Linked DNA regions of Homo sapiens: region 1 is linked to region 2. Evidence: read pairs that join two places in POLR2A ChIA-PET (ENCODE). Cell type or tissue: HepG2. All regions are shown on one strand. Each heading gives the region's core, and the rest is flanking DNA. Links, peaks and the distances in the headings are about the cores only.

Region 1 (9,594 bases), core at 1,130-9,129, 280 kb after region 2:
TGTTCAGGTTTGTATGAGGCCTCGGACTTCATACAAAGGTATCAAAGTGGCAAACCCTGATCCAGATGTTTTCAGTTCAGTCAGCTGGTCCTTGAGCCTGTTGTGTGCCAGATATCCTGACCAAAGAAGCTAGATGGGAGCTGCTGTGTTGTTCCTTGGGGCTGCTGGATGCAAGTTGTTTAGGTCGGCGGTTTTCAAATGCTGGTGATTTTGCTCACCAGAGGACATTTGGCAATGTCTAGAGACATTTAGCATGGCCAGTCATTGGGAGGTACTCCTGGCATCTCGTGGGCAGAGGCTAAGGATGCTATTGAACATCCTGCAATGCCCAGGACAGCCCCCTGTGACAGGAGTCATCCAGCCCAACATGTCACTAGTGCTGCAGTGGAGAAGCCCTGGCTGTGTGTGGGGGTGTGTGTGTGTCCTCTTCTACATTTGATAAGGTAACTCACACTTGCTGCCCCCATGATCGCTGTGGGGGATGCTTATCTATGCCCCAGTCCTGGTGTTGGTTGATGGGAACATCAAGATTCAGGCAAGATGGAAAATAGCCCTTAGAACTAGCAGGAAAAGAATCTCCTTTCATTTGTCTAGAGGTTCTGTTAAAGTGCCTTTGCTTCTATTTTGAGACTTGTTCTTAAAAAAAATGCGGATATGAAAGAAAATAAAAACCACATTATCCCTCCACTTTTTCTTGGAGGAGGATGTGTTGAAGAAGTCAAAGTTCACCATCCCTTTAGATAGAATCATTTTGAACAATTTCATATGTCAATACATTTTGCTCATCTCTAAATTTCATTTTAGAGCCTGTGGTGTTCTGTGCATGGATATGTGTGCGTGTATGCACACAAAAATAAAAGGAAATATTTATTCTTATGAATAAGTATAGAAATAAATTAATTTTTGGAATCTCAAACTATCAGAGACTTATGTAATAACCAGAGGCAGGCCTGATTATGTATGGGCAAAGCATTTGTGAACAATGTCTCCATTGTATAACATACAAAACAAGCTTTTCTTCCACATTGGATATGCAAGTCGGCCTTCTCCAATAAGGGCCTGTCTCTTTCCAACTCCCCCCACCTCCCACCTTTGAGCAAACATTATTTATTGTGGCTGATGTGTGATCAGGTCTTGATTTGGGGCCTCTTTTTGATGCCTTCTCTTTGTGGGATCTCACCCACGTGCCCCTGGAGACCCTTTGGCTGCCAGGGCCTTTGTTTCCCAGCCACCCATGTGGTGCCAGTAGTGTCTGCTTTGTAGCGAGCTGTCCCCAGAGCCTCAGCATGGCTTGGGGATGGTCTCTGAGGTTGGGCTTGGATCCCTCCCACTTTTGGGCTCAGAAAGAATGACTGCCCTCTATTTCCCTGTCCCTGCCCTCTCTTATCCTGTTTCCCAGCCCGCATCATGTTATCTTTGCTTCTTGTAACTTACCAAACGATTTATGGGCAAGTAGGGGAGGTGAAGAGGGAACTCATCTATCAAGATAACCTACTTTGTGCCAACCACTGAGCATAGCAATTGTCCCTTCTCCAGCCCTCTGAGGACCGTGGATGGGATTCTCATGAAATGAAACAGGTGAGGAACTTTTCTTTTAGGGAACTTGCTTGAGGTCCCACAGGCAGCGAGTATCAATCAACGTCAGGATCTGAGCCCTGTTCTGTTCGGCTGAAAATATACTCCCTGAGATGGTGTAGGCCACCATGGCTTTCAGCAGGCTCTGTGCTTGGTGGAAGGAAGCTGGAAGCTGTGTACACACCCACGGGGAACAGGGACCATAGAGGAGCACCTTTTGAGTGCAGAACCTGGCGAAACATACACCTTTAGAGGGATTTTAGGTACCCTTGAGGCTGGGAGAATCAAGCAGAGCTAAGTTTCCCATTGGGGTGTCACAGACTGAAGAAACAGAGCCCTAGGTAGCACAGGGAAGTTGATTGCCCAGTATCAGTTAGTTTGGCTTTAATGACTGAGAAGAGATTCCACCAGTTCATTGAAGAGAGGGCGGACTTTTTATTGGAGGAAAGAAGAGTGCCTGTAAGTAGAGAAGTCTCCGGGGTGTAGTGCTGTTTGGGGCAGGAAGAACAGTGTGAGCCACTGTGGAGAGAAAGCCCAAAGAGTCTTGGCAGGGCAGGGAGTAGGATGGATTTGAAGCCAGAGGAAGTATGGGGTCTCTGTAGACTCCAGGCAAGCCATGTTAATATTTTAGGAAGCCGTGATGGAGCTGCAGATGGGTGTGGAAGTTAAAGTTTAACTGTTCATTCACCAGTCCTTCCCCTGGAGAATGTGCAGCACGTGGACAGTGGAACTTTAAGGTCCTTGGCTTGTATTTCACACCCAAGAGATGAATAGGTCCAGGTATGTCATAGACCAGACTAATGAAATAACAAATTTCTTTTCAAAAATTTTACTTTTTGTAGGAAAGCTTCTCTGTCTGGCATTTTTCTTCTCCCAGTTGTGACTCAATCTTAAACGTCTTCAGACAATTAGCATAAAATTTCCCACAGTGAATTGACGTATACTTTTGAGGGTTCCATTTCTTTTTTATTTTTTTTTTCTTTTGAGATGGAGTTTCTCGTCACCCAGGTTGGAGTGCAATGGTGCCATCTTGGCTCGCTGCAACCTCCGCCTCCCGGGTTCAAGCGATTCTCCTGCCTCAGCCTCCTGAGTAGCTGGGATGTCAGGCACCCGCCACCATGCCCGGCTAATTTTCGTGTGTTTTAGTAGAGATGGGGTTCCACCGTGTTGGCCAGGCTGGTCACAAACTCCCGACCTCAGGCAATCCGCCCGCCTCGGCCTCCCAAAGGCTGTGATTACAGGTGTGAGCCACTGTGCCCAGCCTAGGGTTCCATTTCTTAACCCCTCCTTCTGATGCCTCAGAAAGTCTTGCTCTGTAAGCCTCTTGTAGCTGCCTCGGTTCAGGGGAAGGGGGAGGCTTTTGTTTTAGGACCGTCCAGACCATAGACACATTTCCTGGCACCTAGCACGTGTTGGGTCAAACAGGAATGATGAATGCATGCATGAATGAGGTTCTTAGCGCTGAAGACGGTGTCATAGGTGGTCTACCACGCCGCCTGATCATTCCAATGGCCCATTATGAATGTGTGTGCTGCAGGGCCCTCCCACGATCCCGTCAGCACTGTGCATGTTGTGGGGAGGTGCTGGGAGAAAGACTGGGTCTCAGAAGATGGGTTAGAGGTGGGTCCTTCTCTGCTGCTGGCTAGCAGGGTAGCTGTGGAGGGGTGCCCCATCTTGCTGGTCTTAAATTTTCTCACTGTAGGCAGGGAGCATGACCTGGCTGAATTCTAAGTCCTTTTCTACTCTGAGGTTCATTGTGGGTGTGACCTGCTGGGCTCAGCTCTGGCTTTGGGAGACACCCTCTCCCCTTGATCTCGACAACCCCTTAGCAGAGCCCAGTGGCTCCTACAGTGCCCTGAGCTGCTTGCCCGAAGGATGCGGTTGTGGTTATCTCACCCCCTGCCACCCTGTTTGCGCAAGGGTTTGAGATTGTGTGGCCCCTCCTTGTACTTCGGGGTGAGGCTTGCTCCAGAAAGGTGGTCTGCAAAGGGGTTGGCTGGGGGGGAGGAGGAAGTCATTCTCCAAGTGTTTGTCCTCATCGTTATCCCAAATTGCTTGCCTGGAATAAGGAAGGAAAGAAAAAAAAATACTCTTGAGTGGTTTGGGCCAGGATTTTAGCTGATGGATCTGGTAGTTCCCTCTGTCAGATTTGTTTTCTTTGAACTGTCTGGGCCGGTCACAGTGTCATTGTTTAAATGTGGAATGTAGGTGTTCTGTGTTCTGGGAAATAAAAACCAAAACTGGTCCAGGGGATCCACAGAGGTAAGAAAAGAACATTCCAATAGGAATGTTTCAGAACCAGGAGGGGAGGAGAGAAAAACGGCTCTGTTGGTCTCCTAGAGGAAGAACTTGTTAGATTTGGGGAGAGTCAGGATAAATTTGACCCTAAGAGTCTCTGATTCCTTTTAGAGACTTTTCTTATAAGAAATAAAATGGAACTTGGGAGAGGCGGCAACTTGGGAAACAGCACATTCTGCCGTAATGAAAGTCGTCCCATAAGAATTTCTCTATCCCTTTAGCCAAATTTCTGTTTCTAAAAGGGGAAAAGGGGCTAGAGATAGGCTTGTTTGTTTTCTTAGTTGAATCTTACTTTTTGTATTTCCAGCCCATTCTGCAGGGTAAGAACAAGCACAGCCCGAGGGCTCACTCAGTGTGATGTTCTAGAGCCTGGCTCTGCCTCAATCCCTCACGCTGGAGGATCAGGCAGCAGGGGCCAGTGATGGATTTTTTTTTCTTCCTTTCCTCCCCTATTAATATTTACTGAGGTATAAATTACAGCAAAGTGCGCAGACCTAGGTATCTAGGACTGTGAGGTTTTCCTGTGTTACCTGTGTAACCACGACCCAGATCAAGATAAGGAACTTTTCTGGCATCTCAGAGGCTCTTCCTGCTCCCTTTCAGACTCCGTCTCCCAGAAGGAACTACTTCTGATTCCTATAGCCATAGACTGAATTTTCTTTTCCAACTTCATATGCATAGGATCATCATGGGTGTTTTAATTTTAATTTCATGTCTGCTTGCCACTCCCAAATGGAAATGTGTTGGCATCTCTGGATGTTTCTTCATAAGAAACATGCCCTGTGGGGCAAAGCCCAGGACAGGGCTGTGCTGCTGCTGGAAGTCCTGTGCAGCTGGCCAGCCTCTGCTCACCCCTCCGGCCACGCTGGCACTTTCAGCTTCTCCAGCCTCCTGCCCTTCCCACTTCCAGTCCTGCACCTGCTGTCCTCACTGATGCACCTGCCCTTTTCCTTCCGTCCTTTATGTGGCACACCCTTAAGGGAGACATCTTCCTGTCTGTGTTTTGCACCCTCTTAAAACTACATTCCTTTCCCTTCAGCATTGGCATCTCTGTCCTTGTGTATTACCTGGGATGACTATTCAGTTAACAAATGCTTTCTTCCTAGGCTGTGAGCCCAAGTTTGTTGGATGATTGGATGGGGGCACGTTGTGTGAGAGAAGGATCATGGGGTAGCATCTGGCTCTCTTAGAGGTGTGTGGGGGCGTGTGATGCCTGCCAAGGCGCTTTCGTTCTGGGGGGTTCTGTGTGTTTGAAGCACTTGGGTTGTGTGTCCCTGAGGCCTCCGTCACGGGCAACCTCATTCCTTCTCTAGCCTCCATCCCCTGCCCCCTGCCCACCCCAGGCCTCTGGAGCTGGCTCCCTTTCCTGCTCACTCTCTTTTGGCCAGGATTTTAACATATATCACAGGCTGGTAGGCTAAGAGCTTGGGACTTCCCCTCACCACACTCAAAGCCTTTGATCTTTTGCTTTGGAGGTAACATCAAAAGGAAGGCTGAGGAAGACAGCCAGGCTGTGAAGTTCAACGTTCAAGTTAATAGCTTGACTGAAGGTTGTGCTGCGTTGTGGCAGCATCACCGAGGCTGGAGTAAACAGAGTGATTCTGCCACATTTTCCTGGAAATGCACCCCAATATTGGAAGAGGGCTTCTTTTACATTCGGAATGAATTCAGGCTGTAGTCAGAGCTGCTTTTCCCTTTCCCCATTTTCCTTGGAAGTGTGAAAACTTGGGGGAGAAGATGTTTGTAGGAGGGCATGATGAGGGGTAGAGGAAGCCCAAAGAGAGGATCTGGGGAGGGGAAGCCCCATGGGATGAGACTCTGAAGTTATCCTTGCCCCGATTCCGGGACTTGCTATCTGCCTGCCTTTTGGCGTGGTGTCTCTGTGCCCCTGACTGTTCCTGATTTAGCGAGGTGTTTCTGAATTCTGATGGAATTCAAAGAAGCCTGGGCAGGCAGGCAGCTTGACTTGGGGCTTGGGGAAGCGTGCAGCCCAGACATAGCAGCGATGAGAGGGCCTCAGGGCTGAGGGCTGAGATGAGAATTTCATCACATGCAAAAGTGAAAGCGACCCATCGTCTTCTCCACTTGATCTCTTGCTGAGCTTTGCAGACACTTTGGTTGTTGTTTAATTTAACATTTTCTGCAATGCTCCTTTTTTCAGATTTTCATCCAAAGCTCTGTATGAGAGGTTTTCAAACCCATTTTGGCCCTGATTCTATTTGGCATACGATTCAACTCTGGGGATGGTCATCTTCCCCACACCTGCGTTGGGTACCTTTTTGGTGTATGCTCAGAGCATCCTTGGACATCTTCCTGGTCAGTGTCCAGCATCGTGAAGCTGCCCTTTAGCCTCTCAGTGCCCCCAGATACACCTGTCTCTCTGCGTAGCGGCACTCAGCGTCACCTTTCTGTGGGGTCTTGAGACCCTGATGATATCAGCACTATGCTGCCAGAATTCCCCTTGGATTCTTTAGTGTGGCTTCTCAAGCATCCCTTATCGCTATAACGCCTTCATGGTTTTTGGCATAACTGTATACTACCTGTGCTATTATTTATTTGATGCATTCAAACATTTGATTCATTTATTTAAACTCAGTCTCACTGTAATCCTTAATTAACACCTGTGAAATTATAGGTTTGATGTGCTACTTATTTATTTATTTTTTAATACACATTAGTATAATCCCGTAACGGCTAAAGTAACACTTTGTACTGCCTAAAACCATGCTTGGGAGCGCCACAGTTTGAGAAAGTGCTTAGCCTTCCTTTCCCTCCTTTAGTGACTTGTGGTTTGGGGCATCTGTTGACTCCTAGGGCTCCCTTGTTCATCTTTCTGTTCCTAAGCTCAGGGATTAGTTGCTCAACCCAGGTGTGGCCTCAAAATTCTGCTCATGGAATAGCCTCAGGCTTCTATAAATCTCATCTTTTTTGTTTTGTTTTGTTTTTGTTTTTGAGACTGAGTCTTGCTCTGTTGCCCAGGCTGGAGCACAGTGGCGCAATCCACTGTAACCATTGCGTTCTGGGTTCAAGCGATCCTCCCATCTCAGACTCCCAAGTAGCTGGGACTGTAGGCTGGTACCACCAGGCCCGACTAATTTTTAAATTTTTTGAAGAGATGGGGTCTCACTATATTGCCCATGCCGGAAGTCTAGTTTTATAGTGATGAGAATTCATCTGGGGTCCAAGGGGCCCTCCTGTGTTGCTTCCTGTGCTCCCCTCTAAATAAAGATACTCCTTCCAAGTTGTCCTGATTTTCAGGTCATCACCATTTTTTGAGCTGGATGGGGAAGTTGGCCTGGAGCAGCCTTCCCTGTCTCCGAGTTGCATTACCTCCTGAGAGGTCTCAGCAAATCACTGCCATCTCTTGATCAGAGTTGCTGGCAAGAGTCCTCTGTGGTTCTAGGTTTTCAGCCCTGGAGACTCTCGCCTGCATTCATTATACATGTCCTTTTGGTGCCTTGTTGAAAGGCATCTCCTGCCACCGAAGGGTGTGGGCTTCTGGAAATTCTCAGAAAACACAATATGCCAGCCTCCAGGGATGGGTCTCCAAAGCTTCAGGAACATATCCTGGGGTGTTGAGGAAACACCCACCTTAAAATGTTCCTCAAGGGGGAATGTTACTGCTTGCCCTAACCCTCTTGAGCTGATGCTCACATGACGTCCCTGAGATGGGCTTCTTTTTTGCCCGTACTTAAAGCTGTAAAGGGCCATTGTCAAATTTGTTTAGCTTCTCAATTCATGTTCCTTAGAGGATGGTAAATTAAAGTTAGCATTCCTGGACAGAGCCTTTCATACATTGAAGACAACCCGGTGAGTCTCAAGGGGAGAGGTAAGGGAGAGATGAAAGGTTTTCTCCAGGCCTGTTCGGCAGCATGGACTGTTCTTTTAGGTAATTAAGGGAGACCATAAAAGACAATTGTGTGAGTCCATTTACCTTTCACTTGGGGGTCTTAAGTCTTTGGTTGGGCTTCTTTAACCCTGTGTGTCACCCACGGGCTCCTATGGGTGCTGTTTTCATTGTTCCGTTATCTAGTTGGCTGGAACACACCTTTGGGGATTGGAGAATGGAGTTCTGGGGGCTTTGGGAACTTTGAGTTTTCCTGCAATGTCCTATAGAAGCTTGAGTCTGTGATTCCTGGGCAGGGCCTTCTCCTAGTTGAGTGAGATTGGTGGGGCAGGGCAGCCAGTTAGGGGGTCATGGGAGCAGGTGTGGAAAAGGTTATATGTCTTAGTAATTCTTTGTGACAATCACCCTCATTCATTGATATCTTCTTCCTATCATGTATTAGGGCAGTGGTTCCCCCAATGTGCTGCACATTAGGTTCACCTGGAGAGCTTTTATAAAAATGCCAATGCCCGGGGCCCACTTTGGGAGGAGCCAGGCATCAGTAATTTCAAAGGTCTCTAAATGATTTACAGTTTGGGAATCACCGTATGAGGATAGTAAGCTCTGAGTCCTATGCGTTCTGTGCCGAACACCCATGAAGCAGTCTTCCAAGCATTTTACCTGCATCATCTCAATTCTCACACTGTTAAGGAGATAGACAGTATCATCTCCATTTTGTAGACAAGACAACTGAATCTCAGAGAGGTTTAAGTCTCAGGACACCAAGGTCATTATTAATCAGGGGGACTGTGATTGCTCCCTTTATAAAATGTAGGAGATATTGTGGAGTACGGTTGAGAAACCATTGCAATAGTTTTCTTACTTTGTTAAGAAATTAGGCTGGGCGTGGTGGCTCAGGCCTATAATCCCAGCACATTGGGAATCCGAGGTGGACAGATCTCTTGAGCTCGGGAGTTCCAGACCAGCTTGGGCAACAGGGTGAAACCCCATCTCGACTAAAAATACAAAAATATTAGCCGGGCCTGGTGGTGTGCACCTGTAGTCTCAGCTACTTGAGAGGCTGAGGTGGGAGGATCACCTGAGTCCGGCTGCAGTGAGCTGGCATTGTGCCACTGTACTCCAGCCTGGGCAATGAGAGTGAGATCCTGTCTCAAAAAAAAGAAAAAAAAGGAAATTAGTGGTGGAAGGTGACTTTGCATCTGGGCGTATCTGCCTGCAGAGTTGGTGTCCTTACCTTGAAGAAACCCTGCTTTAGTTGGAGTATCCTTAATGGTTAGTGGCAGGAGGGGAGGAGTGGTTCCTGGGAGACTGGAACAAAATATGGTACCTGAATGCTTAAGGCTTGGCAGATGAGCAGTCATTTTCTTACACAGAGCTTAGGAAAGGGCATCCAGGTAGAGGAATCAGCATGAACAAAAGCACAGGGCCATAGAGTTCTCAGAAGGAAAGATGGGGTTAACCGGAGCCAAGCCAGAGATCTGGTGGTAGTGGGGGGTTTCCAAGCTAGAATGGTTGTGTGGTATTCTGTCCTCAGGGGCTTTGAACTCTGTGTGCTAATGAGGCCTCAAATTCTCTGGGGCTCTGGTTAAAATGTAGATTCTGATATCAGTTGGCTTGGGTGGGGCCTTGCATTTCTGTAAGCCCTTAGCAGTTGCACTGCTGCTACTACCGTGAGTATTGCTGTTGAGCATTACTACCTTGAGTATTGCTGTCAAGTGTTACTACCTTGAGTATTGCTGTTGAGTATTACTGTCGAATTTTACTACCTTGAGTGTTGCTGTTGAGTATTACTACCTTGAGTGTTGCTGTTGAATATTACTACTTTGAGTATTACTGTTGAGCATAACCACTTTGAGTATTGCTCTTGAGTATTA
Region 2 (9,594 bases), core at 809-8,808:
TTGCAAGAAGATCAAGCTTGAACCCGGTAACCTGTTTTTCCATCGAGCACTTGATTCTACATTAAGATCAGGCCATAGCTCTGCAAGGTGGGGGCCCGGACTGAAGGGTCAGGCTGGGTTTCTGTTTCGTAACTGGGAAAGGCATGTACTGCATGCGGCAGGCTGACCTCCTGAATCTTCAGGACAATCTCAATTTCAGATGGCCCACCCTGCTGATCAAACCTGTGGTTTGGAAAGCATGGTTACTGCTAAATAGGAAGCAAGGGCTCCAAATGCCAGTGTCCTAATCGTTTAAAAAGTAAATATAATTTGAATATGTGGGATAGCCTCAGAGAAAAATCAAAGAACACAATTAAGCATAGTTTCTATTTAGTTTTCAGTTGATGAAGGAATAATTTGAAGTTGCTCTAGTCACTGAGAGTACAGTAGCAATAGTCCTCCATTCTCTGGGATTCAGGGCAAGAGCGGACATTATGTGCATATTACAGGTTTTCTAGCACACAGATTCTATCAAGATAGCCTCTAACTGCAATTGTGGACACTGGTGGAATATTCCTAGCAGGAGCTCAAAGGATTGTAAAGCTGAATAACATCTTTGTCTCAAGAACTTATATGAGAAACTTTTTTCCCTTTTTCTCCTACAAGCATTTAGTGGTTCACCATTGCAGACACTGCATATCTTTGTATCCCACACAGTCCCCATGTTAATAGTTGTTTGCTAGTTGTGGTCATTTAATTGAAAAAAGCTGGCACAGAGATATTACAGGTCCCAATAGGTCATTTCTGTATCAAGTATGGTGTTATTGCCTTTAACCAAGCCCTGTCCAAGGCCAAATTTATTACATGCATTAATAACATATAAGAGGATAGACAGAGAGCTGAAGAAAAGATGTGTGTGGCCTTTAAATATGCCAATCATCTACAGTTCGGAGGGTTGCTTACCGTGACATATTGCCAGCTGTGCATTATAGAATTCCAGATGGCATGGTACTGTTGGTACTTGTTTTGGATTTGCCCTGGGAATGAGGTTAAAGAGGACACCAAACTATGGCTGGGATCCTTTTGCTTGCCTCTTCCAGGGTAGATCCTGGAAGGCTCTATCTCCTCCAACCAATCAGAAAGCTGCCCTGACCTCTCTTGGGGATTATGAACTCAGCACAAATTGCTCTTTCCCCGTGAATTCCCATGCACCTAGTAACCCTGCACTAAGAGAGCAGTGAGTGCATTCCCTCATGTAATCTGTGTTCGCCCTCCCTCAGACCCCAGAGCTGGGGCAAGTTTGGACATGAACTCAAAAACTCTATAGATAAGGGTTGTGTTTTCATTAGCTTGCCTGTCTTGCTTGCTTTATATTCTGTGAGATTTCCTTCCCCCATCCCCCCTTTTTTTGAAAAAAAAAAAAAGAAAAAAAAACAAAAACCTTTTTACAGAAATTCACACACAGAGACAAAATAGTGTAATGAACCCACATGTCTCTAACACCCATCTTCAACAGCTACCAACATGTCACCCTTCTTGTTTTATCCTTCTCTCCTCTTTTTGTTTTGTTTTGTTAGAGTGTTTTAAAGCAAATCCCAGATGTCTGATTTTACCTGTAAATATTTCAGTATGTATCTCTAGAACATACAGCATAACTTTTAAAAAACGTAATCACTATTTAGAAATGACTGCATAACCTGTCTGGGTTCAGTATTTCCTAATTGTTTCCAAAGCATTCACAAATAGCTGGACGGTTTAAATCAGGCTGCAAACACAGTATATCTATTGCATTTGGTTGATCTGTCTTTAAACGTTCTTTAATCTATTACAGATCGCCCTCCTGTTTTTATTACATTTATTTGTTGAAGAAATTGTCCTGTAAAAATTTTTGTCCTGTAGATTATCGTCCTGTAAAAATGTTCATTTTATGTATTTGAATATTGCATCTCCATGGTGCCATTTAACATGTTTATATTTCCTCTGTACTTTCTGTAAATTAATACTTAGATCAAATGACTTAATGAGATGCAAATTCAACTGTATCACATCAGGAGGCACATAACATCTGTTTGCATTACATTTATTGAGATCAAGATTGATCAGTGGGTTCAGGTGTGGTCAGCCTTTCATCCATTATGAAGTTCTCTATCAACCTGTTAACATAATAGTTTTAGCAACCACTGATGATCACTGCCAACATTCATTAGGGATTACAACATGGTAATGTTCACTTCTGTCATTCAGTTTGCATTTACTAGCTATTATTCTATCATATAGAAAAGCTTACTATCATCAACTATTTGGTTACTCTGAAATACAGTTCATATCAGAAAAGCAGCATAAATGCCTCTGTTTATTAAATAGTTTTCAGATTATTGAATGGCACCAGCAACCTGCAAAAGTGATCAATGATGCTTGCTTGTTTGTTTTGAGCATCAATATAAACCCTTGGACTTTTATCTATTTTATAGGTGTCCATCCATTACTCTTTGATCGGTGAGATCCCCTTCAAGTTGCCTCTTTTGCCTTTTAACATGATTCCACTAGTCTTTTCTGTCAGGATAAGATGCCATAGGCTCCTGGCCCAAACCTGGAAGCAACTATTTTTACAAGGAATCCTGATTCCTTTCCTTAGGAAATAGTATATAAAGACTTCAGTCTAGACACCAAGGGTAGATTTCCCCTGAAATGGTTATGTTTATGTTGGAGTGGTAACGCAGTCTTCCTTGGTATCTCATCGTCCTGCTGTCCGTAGGCATCTGGTTCCACCTGGATGCTCCCTCCCCACACAGTCTTATAATGGCCAGTGCTCCCTGTGATTCCACCTCCTTCTCCAACCAGATCCTGCTGCTTCTCTCAATGCCTTCATCCTCTCCTTCTAAATCAGATACCCCAGCTCATCTCTGGGCTTCTAAGACACCAGAGTGGGGAACACTTCTCTAATGTTGAAGAATAATGGTACCCTTTCTTACACAGACTATTTTTATGTTTTTATTTCTTGAAGGGAGTCAACCTCCTGTTGCTGTCCAAGCCGTCAGTAGACAAATTTAGTCTTGTTCTTAACCCAGAACAACCATGCTTTGAAACACCATGGAAACAGGCAGTCCTGGCCCCAGACCCAGGAAGGCTTCATAAAACCAACAATCCCCTCAGGTGTGTGTGTTTCCTAGGAAGCATGGGCAGTTGCAAGTTGAAATTCTTAACTAGGGTTGCCAGGTAATGAAAAAGTGTTAAGGAGTTAGTTTATCTTAACCATTTTGAGGCCACATACCTATTTGTACATTTGATGAAAACTATAGAACCTCTCTCTGGAAAAATGTACATATACACAAAATTTTACAGACAATTTCATGGGCTTCAAGGAGCTCAGGGTATCTTGGAGTTTCATTTGTTTTCATAGACTAGATCCTGATGTGCACTGGCTTGTTGGAGGCTGCAGGGTTTGGAGGTGAGTCTGAACAAGAAGGCATATAGCTGATACCGGGGGGTCAGTTTCAAATCACTCCACTCAACATTATTTATTCTTTGGTATAGAAGTACTCCTGGTGCCAGTCTATGAACTATTTGATGTCATTCCGTGACATCATAAATGTAGAAACTGAGAACAGGCATCTAAAAAAATTTATAGCAATTTGATGTGGTCACAACATGCAAGCATATGGTCCTTGGACTTGTCTCATTGAATAGGGTACAAAGCATTTTGGGTGCTGATGAGTTCACAAGGTGAGTTGCACGCAGTGGGAGCTGCATAGCAGTCATGCAAAAAGGCCCCCCCATCAGTTGTCAACAGGTTGGAAATTAAAAACCAAAGCACAAACTGGTCCTTCATTTCAGATAGTCTAAGAAGCAACAACATGAAACCCAGAGTACCTTTACTCACCCTACTACCTTGTTGTTTTAGCCTGTCTTTCTCCACTCTATACTTCTACAAAGTATACCTAGAACAAGGCATAGAGTTGGTATTCAGTAAATCTTTGCTGAAAGGTGAGCAGAGCAAAACTGTTGCCCAAAAGAAGAAACCACATTTATTCCCTAATGATACCCTGCAGGGAAAAAAAAAATTTTTTTTATAATTCCTAGGAAGTTGAAGCTACTTACATGAAAAAAATATGATAGGAAATAAATTATAAGCAGTCATTAACTTCACTGAATATTCTCATAGAATGTGAAATAAATAGAATAATCTTAAAGAGCTGGTCCTCACTGTGGAAGTTGTGAGGCTTTCGGGACGGTTTGTATTTCAGTGTACATGTTGTATGAATTAACAAGTCAGTAACAAATGTGATCCATTTACAGGGCAGAAAAACTAGAGTGGTCTCAAGTATAATGATAGTCACAGTGGGAAGAATATAATTTACTTAATTGACAGAATAAGAGTTTATTATAAATGAAAGGCAAACGAGATATGGTCATGCATTCTCTGCCTAGTTTTTCCCTTCTCTTACCCCTTTATGTCATCTCTTTCTGTCTTCCCTAAGGATCCAGAATTAGTAAAATCTGTTCTTTGAAAATCTTGCCTTTAAAAACTGGGCTTGTAGAAAGTTACCAGGCGGCCTGAGGACCGACCAACTTAAGGAGGGGTTTAATCCCAACCTCACAGCCCCTCTTCACCACCCCCATACCCAGTAGGGTCCATTCCACACCCCTAGCAGCACATCTGTGACACAGCAGGCTGCTGGGGGGACAGTCTGAACCCGAAGTCACCGGCTGTCTCACTAACCAGAGAAAGGGATTTTACCTCAGGAAAGTTTCTCAGGTTCTGTGGAACCAGTCCCTGCGTAAAGAGACAGGTTTCCTTCTTTCTTTTCTTCCCCCCACCCCCCTCAAAATGAGTGGATTCAGAAACATTATCTGCTAAAAGTAAAAGAAGAAAAATTGAGAATATGTTGCACAGCTGGTGAAATCAGTAGTAGAGGGTGTCTGGGTATGTGTTGCAAGAGTGACACCTGGTTTATGTTTATCAACAACTAAGTGAGCTATAAATTTTGTGGAAATAACTTTGCTTTTTAACATCCCTTTTGAACAACACAGGCCGTTTGCCCTATCTAATAAAAAGGAAACAGTTGTCCTGCTTACCATGCATGGGACATTGAAGGGATAAAGGAGCTTGTCCACAGTATGTGGGCCCAGAAATGCACAATAGCTAAAGTCTGATGTGACCTTTGTCTTTGCAAATAAAGAGACTGATAACCCAGGTGTCACCACCACATTTTTTAAACACATGCATCACAAAGGGCTCAGCTTAATGACTATTTTCAAGTACAAATGAATTTCCTGAAATGGAAGAAAAAAAATAGAATCATACTTGGGGGTAATTAGGGGCTCAGGCTACCCCTAGTGTTCTCGGACAATATCTAACAACAAATGTTCACTGCACCAATGCCCTGACTCCTGTATGGAGTTTTATGGTTATTGATAGTAGCATGATTATGGTAACCATTGTATGTACCAGGCATGGGGCTATGCATTTTATGTTAGTAGATTTTTTTTTAATCTGCACAATAGGCCTAAGAGATCAATGTTTTTATTATACCATTTTATAAGTAAGGAAACAACTAACTCAGATCATGCCCTCCGTAAGTGGCCGAGCTGGTCTCAGAACCAGGTCTAACTTCTCAGCCTTAACAACCATGATGCCTTTTAGGGGTTTTGGTTTGGGTGGTTTTGATTTTTTTTCTTAAAAGTTTAAAAAAATAGCCTTCTTTGCTCCTTGACTAAAAAGGTTCCAAACCACTTTTTACCCTAGAACTCATACAGGCCAACAGAGGGAATGGAAATTGGCCACAGCACTGTCACTGAAAGGTAATAATTAATGAAAAAGGTGTCACTTAAAGAGGCCAATGACCAAAAGTGTGTTTCTCTTGGATTAACTTTTCTAACACTCTTTAAATAATGTGTTGATAGCAGCAGAGACCAAAAAGAATGCAAACAGACCTGAACATTTTAAACCTCTGGGAATAAAAATATGAAAATAAAGATGTTTTCATAGCCCTAAACAACTTTTTGCACTTCTTTTTCTGTGGTAGTAATTGTGATGTTTACCACTTCTTGTGTGCCTTTTTTGTGCTAAGCAACATGCTTATTTTTTAATTATCAACAATCCCCACAAATAGGAACTGTCTCAATTTTACAGTTAAAGAAACTTAGACTCCATAAGGTTAAGAAGTTATAGCTCTGTGTAGAATCTTAGGAAGACTTTTCTCATTATGAAATAGACCACATGCGAAATATACAACAGAAGTAACAAGAAAAACACACGCAAATTGATGAGCACTTCCAAGAGATCTCTTACGAGGCACAAGCAGTGAAGGGTCAGCACCTCCTGTGGGCTGATCCATTGTTGTTGATGGGGATATGAAGCAATTGAAATACAGTCAGGTGGGCACTCCATTTTCAAATCAGCTGATTGCAGGCTGGACACCCTTGGTGTAATCTACAAAGACAGGGAAAAGGAAACCTGCGCCTCTTCAGCGCTCTAGTGGTACTGGCAAGTGTCATGTCTTGTGATCAGGAGAGTTCTACCAGCCCTCTTTGTGCGTAGCAAACCTGATACTCCCCAGAAAGTTCCACAGCCAAAGGCTGGGCATGCTGACCTCCAATCCAGGGGCCCCAACATCAGGACCTCTCTCCCCAGCAGCAACACCTGGATTGAGTTATTTCACTTCTCTGGAGCTGAATCTCACTGACCATAGAAGAGGGCATATTTCTCAGCAAAACAGCTGGAAAATTATGCTGGCCTTTTGTACAAGTCATGTTAAGCTCCTTCAAAGAATACATGAACAATCTGCATTATTTTAAAGGTGAAGATGGGCTTTTTAAGGGGGAGAGGTTACAGCTACCAGCAAACCAGAGATTTCCTCCATTCTGTGACCCTCCTTCCTCTGCATTCTTAAGGACTTGGCTAGAACCTGAGTTTTCCATTTCTCCTGGTGAGAATGTGTCTTCAGGAGCTTATTGATAATTCTGTCTTTCAGCACAACTTTGTAAAGTTGAAGTCCCTGCCAATTGATAGTCACCTTGTGGCGTGATCTTGTCAGTCCAAAAGAATAAAGATCTACCTTTACATTCATTTAGAGTGAGGGATGATGTACAGCCAGGATGCCTAAGTGTCACCTCCTGCAGTTCACTGACACATGGAGTCCCTTTGACAGGTGCCCGAGTTTCTTTTTCCTATGTATTACAACATCTACTTTTAGGATTTTTTTTTTAACCTCTTTCCCCCTTTCCTTCCTGTTCTTTCTTCCCTCTTTTTTCTTCTTTTTCCATCTCCTTGGCTTTTTAACTCTCTCCTCTTTTCTCTCTTTCCCTTTCCACTTTTCTTGTCAGCAGTTTATTCAACCACCGTATAATAAATCCAGTAAGTGATCATAAAAATACCAATCCCAATTGCAAAAATGGCAGCACAGCCTCAGCTTGGAAAAAAAATTTGGAAAAACAAACTGAAATCATCAAAGACTAAAGACCAGATACTAAAAAGATGGGATTTGCTGTGAGATATATTTTATAATAAAAATTCTGCTATAAAGAAGCATCTTTTTATTTTTTTCCTTGATAGTCTGAATAGTTTATACCTGATGCCAAGAAATTATATATAATTAGTCTGGGTAATATATAATTTCCATTTGATTATATATATTAAAGTGATTAAGGAACTTCAGTTTTTCACTAGTAAATATCTGCCTTCTTTGTTGCATTCTGGGTCTGTAATGACTGTTTATATCAAGGGTAGCACTCGTTCAGAACTGAAGGGAGCAAAAGTTGGAATGCTTTCACCAAGCTTGGTTGCCTGATGTCTATGAATCTGGGAGATAACATGAAGTTAGCTACATTTTGGGAAAAACTGAAGGGAGATTTCAGTCCAATTTCTTGAAACCACCATGTAGTTTTGCATGACTTCCCGTGAATAAACTCCATAAGGCCAGGCCCGGTGGCTCACGTCTGTAATCCCAAGACTTTGGGAGGCCAAGGCAGGTGGATCACCTGAGGTCAGGAGTTAAGACCAGCCTGCCCAACATGGCGAAACCCCATCTCTACTAAAAATACAAAAAAATTAGCCAGGCATGGTGGCAGGCACCTGTAATCCCAGCTACTCAGGAGGCTGAGGCAGGAGAATCGCTTGAACCTGGAAGGTGGAGGTTGCAGTGAGCCGAGATCGTGCCACTACACTCCAGCCTGGGCAACAAGAGTGAAACTCCATCTCAAAAAAAAAAAAAAAACTGCATAAAACAGCATACATGAGAAGGCATATTTTAGGAAGATTACTCAGTTAAGTATATGACATCACCAATATTTTTAATATTGCATAGAATGAAATGAAATTTTTGATGTCAGTTTTTAATTAATGACTTCTATTTGCCTTTTGTAGATTACTTTCATATGTTTATTCCACATATTTTATAGCAGTTTTTCTTTTTCCAATTAGAGGATAGATTTCATCCTTTATCTTTGCAGGTAGCTGATCCAAGACATTTTTATGTAAATGGATTAATTAATTAGTAGCCTTCATTTGAAACTTAAAAAGAAAATAATCCTTTTTGAGAGGCATTAACTATTTTTTAAAGCCACAAACAATTCTTTACTTAAGCACCTTGTCACACCATTAGAAATTATTTGACAGCATTAATCATAATAAAATGCATTACCCTTTACCGAATCACCTTTTTTTCAAGCTAATTAAAAGAATCCATTCCCTAGGAGACTGTACAGCAACTTCACTTGTAAAAATCACATTTTTGGGGAACTTAACAGTACATATTTATGAAACTTTTGAGCAAATGACATCACAAGTTTGATTACCTGTACAGCCTTTGTGAGAAGGCATCTAGCTACAGAGATGTGCTGGGTTCTAGGGAAGGCAGCTACATCTGGCCTTTTTTGAGAGCCTTTAAGCCTCTCTGCCTTCCAGCCTTAGGATTTATGCAAATCAGAAATCTTTGGCTGTCTCTACTTCCTGGCCAGGCCAGCATAATCCACTTCCTTTGGGTTCATGTGACCATGCAAATTTGAGCACTCCTGAATAGTCCCAGAGGGGCTGTGCCTCTCATTATTCCTGCCCCATTCTCTGTGCAGTGCAAGCATTCAGACTATGAATGGACAAGGGTTTAATTACTCACCACATCTGTCAGATCAGATTCAACTTCAGAATGAAGAGAATCCCAGACAAGCCCGGTCGTTTCTTTGCAATGTTCTTCATGGTCGAGGTCATCCAGCTCTGTCTTCTAGGGAATATTTTCCACTCCTTGTTTCATGACCTTCTGGAAAGCAGGGACTGTGGCTTTTGGAGATCCATTACTGGGCCTTTCACACTGTGTGTGGCCTTTACAAATGTTAATTAATCTTCCTGATGATGCACTGAGCATCAGGAAACCCTTTATTCCCCTTGGGCTACTGATGACCAATATGAATGCCAGAAAGTTTTTCTTACTGTTTCCTGACCCACATGCTTCTCTCTGGATGTACTTTGCTGCTTTTTCCCCTCCCTCTGATATGTTTTCACATGGCAGATTGACTGCTCACATTACTAGGTCAGCCAGAGTTGACACAGTAAAGGTGGATGGTCCCCAAGAAGAGAACATACCTCCAATTCCAAGGCTATCAGCCTTCCCAGCAAAACGT

What was found. Peaks named below come from ENCODE experiments on the same cell type or tissue, not always from the same donor. Only the 100,000 strongest peaks of a DNase experiment are listed, where the experiment ranks them.
Region 1: POLR2A ChIA-PET joins it to region 2 with 11 read pairs; 2 of 35 experiments call an interaction of 5 or more read pairs at or near these places.

Annotation. Positions count from the first base shown.
Region 1 is chr10:113,002,135-113,011,728 of GRCh38, forward strand. All of the region lies in intron 4 of TCF7L2 (transcription factor 7 like 2), which reads left to right. Among named protein-coding and RNA genes, the nearest start is that of SNORA87, 38 kb to the right of the region's middle. RefSeq lists enhancers at 4,197-4,917, 4,918-5,638 and a silencer at 5,136-5,430. In HepG2, for the core only: no CTCF peak of the experiment used is centred there; a DNase peak (open chromatin) is centred at 5,347.
Region 2 is chr10:112,723,397-112,732,990 of GRCh38, forward strand. The region is part of intron 7 of VTI1A (vesicle transport through interaction with t-SNAREs 1A); the gene reads left to right. Among named protein-coding and RNA genes, the nearest start is that of MIR4295, 94 kb to the left of the region's middle. RefSeq lists an enhancer at 8,952-9,453. In HepG2, for the core only: no CTCF peak of the experiment used is centred there; a DNase peak (open chromatin) is centred at 5,125.